4 separate regions of the Homo sapiens genome follow, and all the other regions are linked to region 4. A link is a contact called in ENCODE Hi-C or POLR2A ChIA-PET data. All regions are on one chromosome and are shown on one strand. Each heading gives the region's core, a stretch centred on a gene start or an enhancer-like site at or near the end of the contact. The rest is flanking DNA. Distances are from core to core; before and after follow the strand shown.

Evidence for each region. A loop is a pair of places that touch in the nucleus more often than their neighbours do. ChIA-PET counts read pairs that join two places held with the same protein, here RNA polymerase II (POLR2A). Pooled maps may share reads with other maps.
Region 1: a loop to region 4 is called in a map with no recorded cell type, with 14 times the contacts of the local background. The contact joins two enhancer-like sites. A Hi-C loop is called at or near these places in 5 of 37 single-sample maps with no recorded cell type and 4 of 50 pooled maps. POLR2A ChIA-PET finds 5 or more read pairs at or near these places in 2 of 52 experiments (H1 and WTC11).
Region 2: a loop to region 4 is called in a map with no recorded cell type, with 13 times the contacts of the local background. The contact joins two enhancer-like sites. A Hi-C loop is called at or near these places in 4 of 37 single-sample maps with no recorded cell type and 2 of 50 pooled maps. POLR2A ChIA-PET finds 5 or more read pairs at or near these places in 1 of 52 experiments (AG04449).
Region 3: a map of GM12878 shows a loop between it and region 4 (2.1-fold over the local background). The contact joins two enhancer-like sites. A Hi-C loop is called at or near these places in 2 of 168 maps with a recorded cell type or tissue (GM12878 and sigmoid colon). POLR2A ChIA-PET finds 5 or more read pairs at or near these places in 1 of 52 experiments (WTC11).

Annotation. Positions count from the first base shown.
Region 1 is chr3:61,893,700-61,896,432 of GRCh38, reverse strand. The region is part of intron 2 of PTPRG (protein tyrosine phosphatase receptor type G); the gene reads right to left. Among named protein-coding and RNA genes, the nearest start is that of PTPRG, 330 kb to the right of the region's middle. Within about 2 kb of position 1,317, at least 16 of the 41 ENCODE cell types and tissues checked have a DNase peak (open chromatin) inside an H3K27ac peak, as active enhancers do.
Region 2 is chr3:61,357,084-61,359,895 of GRCh38, reverse strand. The region is part of intron 3 of LOC105377114 (a long non-coding RNA gene); the gene reads left to right. Among named protein-coding and RNA genes, the nearest start is that of FHIT, 110 kb to the right of the region's middle. Within about 2 kb of position 1,300, at least 2 of the 41 ENCODE cell types and tissues checked have a DNase peak (open chromatin) inside an H3K27ac peak, as active enhancers do.
Region 3 is chr3:61,915,676-61,918,436 of GRCh38, reverse strand. The region is part of intron 2 of PTPRG (protein tyrosine phosphatase receptor type G); the gene reads right to left. Among named protein-coding and RNA genes, the nearest start is that of PTPRG, 360 kb to the right of the region's middle. Within about 2 kb of position 1,281, at least 4 of the 41 ENCODE cell types and tissues checked have a DNase peak (open chromatin) inside an H3K27ac peak, as active enhancers do.
Region 4 is chr3:61,636,391-61,639,090 of GRCh38, reverse strand. The region is part of intron 1 of PTPRG (protein tyrosine phosphatase receptor type G); the gene reads right to left. Among named protein-coding and RNA genes, the nearest start is that of PTPRG, 76 kb to the right of the region's middle. Within about 2 kb of position 1,435, at least 16 of the 41 ENCODE cell types and tissues checked have a DNase peak (open chromatin) inside an H3K27ac peak, as active enhancers do.

The DNA of each region.
Region 1 (2,733 bases), core at 68-2,567, 260 kb before region 4:
GGCACATCTACACCTTGGCATATTACTCAACAATAAAACAGAACAAACACTGATATACACAAAATGGATGAGTTCCCGAGAATTATTCCAAGTGAAAGAAAAGCAATCTGCAAAGATTAAATATTGTATGATTCCACTTATGTAACATTTTTGAAGTGACAAAAGCTTTAGAAATGAAGACAGATTAGAGGTTTCTAGGAGTTAGAGATGGGAGGAGGGAGGAGGTAGGCGTGGTTATAAAAGGGAAACATGAGGGATCCTTATGGTATTGGAACTGTTCAGTATCTTGACTGGGATAGTGGATACATGAACCTACGCAAATGACAAAATTATATAGAATTTATACACACATGCACACACCTACATAATGCACATAATAAGTATAAATTAAAATCAGGAAATCTGAAGAAGATCAGTGGACTATATCCATATCAATATCCTGTGATATACCATAGTTTTACCAGAATGCTACCTTTGGGGAAACTAGGCAAAGTATATAAGTGATATCTCTGTATTATTTTTTACAACTGTATGTGAACCTACAATCTGAATAAAAATTTAAATTTAAAAAGTGCAGGTTGATAGCCAGAAGAGAGAAATTACATGGTGAGAATCCTGAAATATAAATGGTATCACTTTCAAATTTTTAAAGAGAACCAACTCTCATCTGCAGCAACAGGTGACATCACATCACTAAATAGGAAACTTCATTTTTTATCACTTGTTTCAGCCCCTAATCACAATAAAACTTAAACTGCTACCAAGAAGCCCAACAAACATATTTCGAAACACAAAACTTGACTTTCAAAAATAAAATGCCCTCCTGGTGATACTTTCAAAGTCAAAAGGTGGCCTACTCTGTCTTAAGACATGTGGATAATTGCTCCTCAGTTTCTAAGGTCAAAATCCTATACATTTATATGCACAGCATGCGATTTTACAAGCTCGGAAACCTGGAGCAAATGATTAGCTGAACTGTAAACTTAATCACTAGCAAGATAGGCCAGCAGATCTAAGAAAAAATAAAAAGACAAGGAGAAAAGCATTTTAATAACCATGAAGGTACTCTATTCTGTTGCTAAGCAGGAAGTTTACATGAAAGGGTGTGAGGTTCAGCTCTTTGTGGCTACTTCCCCTAAAAGTACGGTCCAAGAAACACCCTGCATCAATCACTTTCCAGATCCCTTGGCTCCCAGCCAGACCAACTAAGTCAGAGTAATGCTTGAAAAAACCACTGTGACAAGCTATGAAGTGACTCATACGCATGAGTTTCAGAAGCCCTGTTAGAACACTTACCTGTTTATAATTTACTGCTGTCTTCTTCCTGCTGAGGAGTGATTCTCATCAGGGATCCATTCTGCCCCTAGGGGATGTTTAACGACGTCCATCTGGAGACACTGGTTGTCACAGCTATGGGGGCAGAGGGCCCAGAGATACTGCTAACCATTCCACAATGTACAAGATACCCTCCTACAACAAAGACTTATGGGGCCCCAAATATCAATGGTGCTGAGATTCAAACTCCTGACAGAGAGGGATGCTAGCATTGCATTTAACAAAAGGATCGCTAACATACAATTAAAAAAAAAAATAAAAGCAAGATTAATAACTTAGAGCTACTAAGTGGATCTGATCTCCAAGGGCAAAGGTAGCTGTTACTCCCTTGATCTTCTCAAATCTGATTCATCCCAAGGAAGAAGGTTTTCTTTGTGACCATGTTTTAAGAGCCTCATTGCTGGAGCCATAAAGCCCAAGTTGAAATCACAGTTTTGACACTTAATATCTAATATCTGGGTGACATTAAGTTAGGCGATTACCTTTAGTAAGTCTCTATTATCTGTAAAGGGGAATTAATGACTGTTCTTCACCCTAAGAGCTGTTAGAAAAATGAAAATAAATAAGAGATGACTGTCAAAAACCATAGCATGGATCCCAAAAATAAATGTTTTGTTATTACTAATGAACTCTTTCCAATTTTTACTCCAGTCTTTTTATTTCTCAGCTGCCAACAGAGTAAACCATCTTTTTCAGATTAAATTTGGTTACTCTTTTAAATAGTTTCCAACTCCTCCAGCACCAGATAAGATAAAAGCTGACCTTTTTTTTTTTTTTTTTTTTTTTTTTTTTTTTTGACACAGAGTCTTGCTCTGTTGCCCGGGCTGGAGTGAAGTGGCACAATCTTGGCTCACTGCAGCCTCCACCTTCCAGGTTCAAGCAATTCTTTCGCCTCAGCTCCCAGTAGCTGGGATTACAGGCACGCACCACTACACCCAGCTGATTTTTGCATTTTTAGTAGAGACGGGGTTTTGCCATGTTGACCAGACTGGTCTTGAACTCCTGACCTCAAGTGATCTGCCCACCTCAGCCTCTCACAGTGCTGGGATTAGAGGCGTGACCATTTCTAATTAGCCTGTAAACTTAGTGCCAGCTGCTTTCTCTGCAAATAACACCCCCACCACCAGCTTCTCTATCAGTCCCAAATACTCTCAGGTAACAGACAACTTTAACAAGGAGGAAACCACCACTCCTATTAGCCCAGTAGTAAGTGACCTGACCAGCACCAAAGAAATGTTTGAAAGATACATCCTTTAAGAGTTGTTTGCATAAACGAAATGTTTCTCTTAAAAGTTCCCTAACCATACCAACTGGATGCCCCCGCTCAAGAATCCAAGTCCAATCAACAAATATTTATTATACACCACTGAAAGCCTGATGATAAAATGGTGAACACAC
Region 2 (2,812 bases), core at 51-2,550, 280 kb after region 4:
TTTGACATACTTTCTTAAGTAATTATGATTACTATTACTGTCTTCCATTATGATTATGTGTGTATTTCTTCCTCTCCTTTATCCATCTTTGAGGGCTAGGACCATGCTAAAGTATCTTTGAATGAAAAAACAAGCATAGAATTTATGTATTAGTTTATTAGATATATATATCTGAGTATTCATTGTATGTCAGGTCCTCTTCAGTGGTAGAACAGAAGACCTACAGTCTAGGGGAAGACAAGAAAAAGGGCCAGGATAAAGCTACATGATAAGAAGTCCACATTAATTGATTAGAATAATACTTGCTATACATAATGGTAACTCATAAGACCCTTCAACTTTCAAAGAATAAGTTATTTTGGCTGCACGATAGCATTAGATGTATCTTACAGAATTTAAGAGTTTATACATTGGTAGTGCAAAAATAAGGTATAATGTATAGATATCACTGGAATTTGGGGGCCAGATAACCAGTGGTTAACTGTGTTTTGATCAAAATGATGAATTAGTGTGAATTCACAGGACTCATTTGTATGGCTATTTGTCTGGCTACTATATATTATAAAAACCCAACATATAGATGTCATGAGCTGTAGAAGGAACTAGATAAAGAGAGCCCATTTAACTTCAATAGGAAGGTGTCTAGAGATTAATTTTAGCACTTAGTGTCATTATGACATGTAGAATGCTGTGTTGAATAAATCTAATGGATTTTAAAGTATTTTTTAGAACTTTGACTTAATTATGATTTTCCTGGAACTGTGTAAGGCTCCTACTGTCAATATGCTAAGGTAACACTTTAGAATGAGAAAATAAATTTTCAGTTGAAACGTTACTGCCATCCATTAGACATGGAAGAAGCAGCTGTTACCACACTGCCAAACCAGGGTTATTTTTTGAAAAACACTAGTACATGCTGTAAGAGCAGAAAGTAGAAAATTACAATGCCATTTGAAAAAAGAATACCCCAACAACTTAAAAATAAACACTTTTACGTAGATGTATATATTAGTTATCTCTGGCTGTATGACAAATTACCCTCAAGTTTAGCAGTTTAAAACAACAAATATTTATTATCTCATAGTTTCTGTGTGTCTGAAATCTAGGAACAGATTGGATGGGTAATTCTGGCTTAGGATCTCTCACAAGATTACATGGCCAGGGCTGTAGTAATCTCAAGGTTCAACTGGGGCTGGAGAGTCTTCTGACCTCTCTCGCATGGTTGTTGTCAGGGTCCAGTTCCTCATGGGCCGTCAGACTGAGACTCTCAGTTCCTCACTGGCTGTTGGCCAGAGGCCTCTTTCAGTTTCCTGGCACATGAGCCTCTTCATAGGGCAGCTGGCTTCCATCAGAAAGAGCAAGTGGGAGAGCAACAGACAGCCAGGCAGAACTCCCAGTCATTTTTTAACCTAATCTCAGTGGTGACATTCCATCATTTTCATATATTTTATTCATTAGAAGTGGGCCACTAGGTCTAGTTTGCCCTCAAGGGCACAAGAGCATGAACACTAAGAGGAAGTAAACCCCAATTTTTATCATATTTCATTATAAGAGGAAAACAGGCATAACAAATCCAACCATTAGAGAAGCACCCTTCATTGGTAAAATATTTGTTGAGTGCCTACTATGTGCCAGCCATGGAGGATATGATAGTTCAAAACCAGCAAATTTCCCTGCCTTCATGTAGCATACTTTCTGTAGGAAATAAACCATTAGAAAGCATACTATATAGTGTCTGGTACACAAGGCTCTCAAAAGATGTTAGTTATTTTTTTTTTTCAGGGTAGATGGATATCTCCCCTGTCCCAGAAACAGAGCCAAACTCTCCAGTCTGTTGCATCTCTAATCCTATTGTAGACAAATATGATTTGTTTAACCAGAGCAGAAATGGCTTTTCTTTCACTTATGCTTGAAATAGGCGATTCATAATAGTTCACAACACTACACACTTGTAACTGCCTTTCTCCCATTTGTGTTTTTAAAGTGGTCTTTGTCAGAAAAAAATATAAATAAAAACACTAAAGAGTCCCACGGAAGTAGCTGTCCTAGTAGGTTTCCTGCAGCGCCGTGCTGACCACTGTATCCTTTTGCATTACACATGCCAAGTTGACCTAACGTCTTCCAGCTCCGAATTATTTTAATTGCTTTTTTTCTAGATGCATCTTTTCAGTCTCTCAAGGACTCTTTAAAAAATGGCTTCTTGAACTACAAACAAGATTTCAAATGTGTGCCTGGTTCTGCCAGGCAATTCTGCAGTTGCTTTCTCTAATTAATATTCCATATCTCAAAAAAACCGTCTCAAGATTTTAATTGACTTTTGTCACCCCCATCTCATTCAAGTACTGTGCTGGCCATCCTCGTACATTATTAATAAACCATGCGTACTCTGTGTGTTTTTTCCCTGCTGCCTGATGTTTAGTTCTTTCTTGAACTTTGTTTTGAATGACAATTGAAGGATAATTTATTGTGCTGGGCTTCCGACACTAGTACGGTCAGCTATAGTTTGCTGTGCTAATTAGGAAAAAACTGTCAATCAAAGAAGTTATTCACTTTAGAGAGTAGACATAGCTTCATTTGTCTTGTACATAAACTCCTTCATACGGTGTAGAGCTAACTTCCTATACCATTGAGAGAAGTATACTAACAAAGCTGAGTTATAAAATATTTTTATAGAAATATTGATTTAATCCTCTCAGGTTTAAAAATAGGTTTCCAAAATACAGTAAAAGGATAAGAATTTTGATGAATACAGTGATTGTTTATTAAAATGGATTCTTTGAAAGCATTCTTTAAAATACTTAAGTTCTTCCAT
Region 3 (2,761 bases), core at 32-2,531, 280 kb before region 4:
GAGAATTAAATACATACACACACATATACTCACCTTATGTACATATACTCTGTGTGTGTGTATATATATATATACATATTTCCCATTCAATAACTGATTTCCTTTCTCATTTATAAGCCTGATGAGTATAAATGTGTTAGGAACAACTTGTACTTAATTCTCGTTTCTCTCTGATTTAGTCCCCTGAGAATGCCTCACTTTCACATTGACATCAAAATTTCCATCATTCTATCCTGGTCTCAATCCAAGTATTTTTTTGATTAGTGTCTTCCTTGGAACTTCTCTCCACCATCCTGCCTTTGCCTCATATTTTCCTCCTCATCTCATTTATCACTGACCAAGTTATAGGGGAAAAAATTCAAGAGTTCTATAAACTGCTTCTTCTAACTTCTGTTTTACTGATCTCTAAGCTACATGATTCATTAGTTTGCCTCGTCCTTTATCAATGCCTGCTTGGATTCTTCCTCTTCTTCTTCTTTTATTTATTTATTTGTTTATTTTTTTGAGACAGAGTTTCGCTCTTGTTGCCCAGGCTAGATCGCAGCGGCGTGATCTCGGCTCACTGCAACCTCCACCTCTTGGCTTCAAGTGATTCTTCTGCCGCAGCCTCCTGGTAGCTAGGATTACAAGCGTCCGCCACCACACCCGGATAATGTTTTGTATTTTTAGTAAAGACACGGGGTTTCACCATGTCGGCCAGGCTGGTCTCAAACTCCTGACCTCAGGTGATCCGCCTGCCTCAGCCTCGCAAAGTGCTGGGATTACAGGCGTGAGCCACCACGCCCCGCCTTTGCTTGGATTCTTCTGAAAAGCAACCTTAATTAAATGTCCATTGTTAGCAGGACACGTAACCAAGATTTTAAGACATGTTTGTCTAGCTCTCAGGACCCTCTGAATGCTGACACATTAAGATAACGCCTGTGTGAGAGGTATGTTACTGAGCTTCATACATGGCTCACACTAAGGTAGGGTGTGATTTTAGCAACACGCAAAGAACCTGCAAGACGAATATGAGTTAGACATGGAGCAACTGCCAGGCAACGTGGCATGTTCACCGCTTAAACACTCCATTTCATTCCAAGGTACCAAAACGATAATAGACTTTATTCTAATTGGATTGTCTGCAATGAGCCAATTTAAGTGCTAAATGCTGCGAATTATTCAGCCTGACATAGCAATGCACTGATGTGAGCCACTGCAGGGCAGGAGGTTTGTGGAACGTGTGAGTTCCCAAAGCATAATGAGGAGCCGAGCGTCTAACTTGGCAGGCCTCCACCGTACAGATTCATATTGTCTCAGCAGCTGCAGGGGACGCAAAAAGCATTGGCGGCCACCTTGACCCAAAACGCATCTGCCATCAGCCAGTAGAGCTGATTCCGTAGCATTCCAGTCCCCACATCGCTAGGATGAAGAGAGGTCGAAGGCTTCAGAAGAAAACAGCTCAGAATGCAAGGAAAAATTATCCACAAGAATGGGCATCATTCACCATCAATTTCGACTTATTATTTTGACATTTTCAGAATGTTATAATGTTTAAACTTAAAAAGGCACTGGGTAGGATTTTTATCAAGAGTGATTAAAAGCTTGAGATCTGTAATGGAAATGGAGCCACCATATACCAGTTTGCTTAACCCAAGACAAATTATTTAATATTCCTATACCTCAGTGTCTTCATTTGAAAAATGGACATCATAATAGCTCCTATATGCTACATGACTGTTATGAGGATAAAATAGATTTTGAACATGTATGAAACCTAACACATGCAAGCAATTAAAAACATATAATGATTAAAAGATAAATATAATAATAACAATAACAGATTTAAAGAGAAACAATCGAATAGGCATCTATGAAACTCCATTTTTAATCTAAATTATCATGATCTCATGTTACAGCACACACAGAAAGGTGCCTAATTTGACAGTGAGATTTTTTTTCTCAGCACAGTTTTGTCACAGCTTAACCTCTAGAAATCATTTATTTTAAAACATACAAGGTGGGGAGTAGGAGGTTAAAATAGTCTCTTTGGTGCCATCTAACACGAAAATTAGAATTTTCAAAATCAATTTATAACTATGATAATCTCATTACTAAAATAATTTTCAACACCACCCTATGTCTGAATCAAACTATATTTTCATTAAATAGTGTAGCTCTATACACACACACACCCAAAAATAAGTCTAGAATCCTGTGAAAAACTCAATTTACAAATGCCAACAAAGAAAAACATGCAGCCAACTTTTAATGTTTAGGCTCAAGAGGAGACTGTTTCCTCAGCTTCCTGACTAAAGTTTAAATCAAAATGTCTTACATGGCAAATGTAACTGACTGCATTTGGGCTAAGGGATTTAAGTGCTGTAAGATTCATATCTAATTTAATAGCACTCTGTATATTTTTATGCATAAGAATTAAAAGCAGTTGAATAGTTTACTTGACTACTTTTCCCTCATCTGTGCAAAGTGACCCACACCCAGACACATTAATTCAGGAATGGGCTGCAATTATTTGTGCTGTTCAGCCAGGAGTTATAAAATGCAACTCAAGCTGTCTTAAACTCAGTGTCACTATTTGGGATTTCCTATAGTATTCAGGTTCAGATATTTGACTTTAAATCAAGTGATATTATGATGCTTTGCAAACACCAATCTTACCCTCTGTGATTGCGTCTTCTTGCTGAAGAATTAATTTCCATTTACATAGAGCATCTGAAACATAATCAGATACTTCCTGGACTTCTCAAAAAAATAAAATAGA
Region 4 (2,700 bases), core at 186-2,685:
ACCACATATGAAAATTAAGATGGATTAAAGATTTAAATGTAAGATCAGGAACTATAAGAATCCTAGAAGAAAACCTAGGAAACACCATTATAAACATCAGCCTTGGAAAAGAATTTATGACTAAGTCCTCAAAAGCAATTGCAATAAAAACAAATACAGACAACTGGACCTAATTAAACTAAAGGGCTCTGCACAGCAAAAGAAAAATATCAGCAGAGTAAACAGACAACCTTCAGAATGGGAGACAATATTTGCAAATATGCATCTGACCAATATCTAATATCCAGAATCTATAAGGAATTTAAACAACTGAACAAGCAAAAAACAACCTTATTAAAAAGTAGGCATGGCAAGGCTGGGCACGGTGGCTCACGCCTGTAATCCCAGCACTTTGGGAGGTCAAGGCAGGCAGATCACTTGAGGCTAGGAGTTCAAGACTAGCCTGTTCAACATAGGGAAATCCCTCTACCCCAAAAAAAAAAAAAAAAAAAAAAAAAAACTAGCCAGGCATGGTGGTGTGTGCCTGTAGTCCCAGCTACTTGGGAAGATTTTTTTTTTCAATTCTATGATAATCTAAAAATAAAATATTCCCATTTATGAACAACAAGCCAGGCAAGAACCCTGATAACTGGCAATCAAAAGAGACTTGCATGTAAACCTTAGGTTTACCTTATGTTTGTTGGGTTTGGTACAATTCACAGGGTTCTTGCAAGGTGCTTTCCCCTTTGAAAAGGGGTCTACACATTACTTAAATGGAGAGATGCTGCTCTACAGCAAGGTCCTGAAATTCTGCTTAACATAACAGGAAAAAAAAAACTACATACAAATATTAAATATCCTTCTAGTGGGTGCTCTTAAATACTAAAAAGAAAAAAATCAGTGTCATTTCTATATCAGCATCTGAAGAGAATTAGCAAGAAGCCTTTTTGGTTTTTATAAGGCCACTTGGGAATACCTGCAAATAATAACTTTGTACCACGATTTGGAAAACAGCAGTTGAAGAGTTAACAAGTCTAAGGACAACAGACTCCTTTTTAAAAGATAACCAAGAATTTTTTTTGTAATTACGTCCTTAAAATTCCAAAAGTGAGTCACAGTTCCAAGTGATAAGTGGAATCCGATTATCATGCTAAGATTACACACAGTTCTCTTAACGAGATCCAGTCTGAATAAATAATAATTCACAGACATGAATGGTAAGATGGCTATGCTCATCTCTCAACATATCACTCACTTGGTCGGTGAGGTTCTCAAAGGGCTGGGCTGGGTTTGTAGGCAGGAGTTTCCTGGGCAGCAGAGTTTAAATGTGACTGATATCTCTGTTTCTGGTGCATGGCCAACAACGATAAACACACACACACAAATCCACAGTTGGCAACACTGGTGAGGACAGAGGCGTGGAAGCAATGCGACGCAACCCCGGTGGACTCCTAAGAAGTCTACAGTTCCCGCAGGTGTGTGCTCCGGCATCACAAACAACTTCGCTTCCGTCTGAAACTGAAACCTGAAGGGAACAAGCCTTGGAAGGAACAGAAAGCGTTCTGCTTGATCTGCACAGTCTCAGTTTTGACATTCAGAAAGCCACAGAAAGTTCTCTGGCCTCTGTTTTCATCCTTGAAATCCAGCCCTTACCAACATGCCCAGCACATGATGGTGTATTGTGGGGACTGCTTCACTCAGTCCTCTCAAAAACCTTATGAGGTTAAGTCCTTCTACTATCCGCATTATCCAGATGAGAAAATTACCCAAGTTAACCTTCAAGTCATTTGCCAAAGGTCATTCTGATAATAAGTGGGACAAGAGCCAGAATTCAAATTGTAGTCTGAGCTGCTGGATGTCACAACTAACTACCTGACCAGAGATAGGCAACTGACATGAATAATTCCATAATGCCAGGACATCTTAGTTCTGGTACAAACATAAGGATTTTTAGAATTGAAAATATTGCATATGAATATAAAAATGTGTTAGTCCGCCAACTCCACACAGAACAATGGCTAAGAGAAGACTCTCTTTCCTCCACAGCAATAAGCTATGTGGCAGAGAGGCCACACCACTCAGCAATCAGTATACTGATCACTGACATGGATGAGGACAGAGAATGGAGATTTAACCAATTGGCATAGTACCCAAGGTTGAAATGAACAAATCATATGATCAATCAAAGAATCAAAATTTCAAACTTCCAGCAAGGCGGAACCAGACTAATACCAACAGTATGAGATTTTACCAAGTAAAATACTACATGAGATTAATCAAAAAATCATCACAGTGCAGGAGCAGACAGAGCAGTGTTTCATACAAAAAAAAAGCATTTGAAACAAATGTTTAGATCAGCACTATTCATGATAGTCAAAAGTGGAAACTACCCAAATACCCATAAAGAAATGAGAGTATAAACAAAATGTGGTATATCCATAGAGTGGACTTTTATTTGTCCATAAAATAAATGAAGTATTGATACAACAAGGCTGGGCGTGGTGGCTCACGCCTGTAATCCCAGCACTTTGGGAAGCCAAGGCAGGCAGATCACTTGAGGCCGGGAGTTCGAGACCAGCCTGACCAACATGGTGAAACCCAGTCTCTACTAAAAATACAACAAAAAAAGTACTGATACAACAAGATAGATGAACCTTGAAAATATTTTGCTAAGTGAAAGAAGTCAGACACAAAAGGCCACCTATTAAATGAAATGTCCAG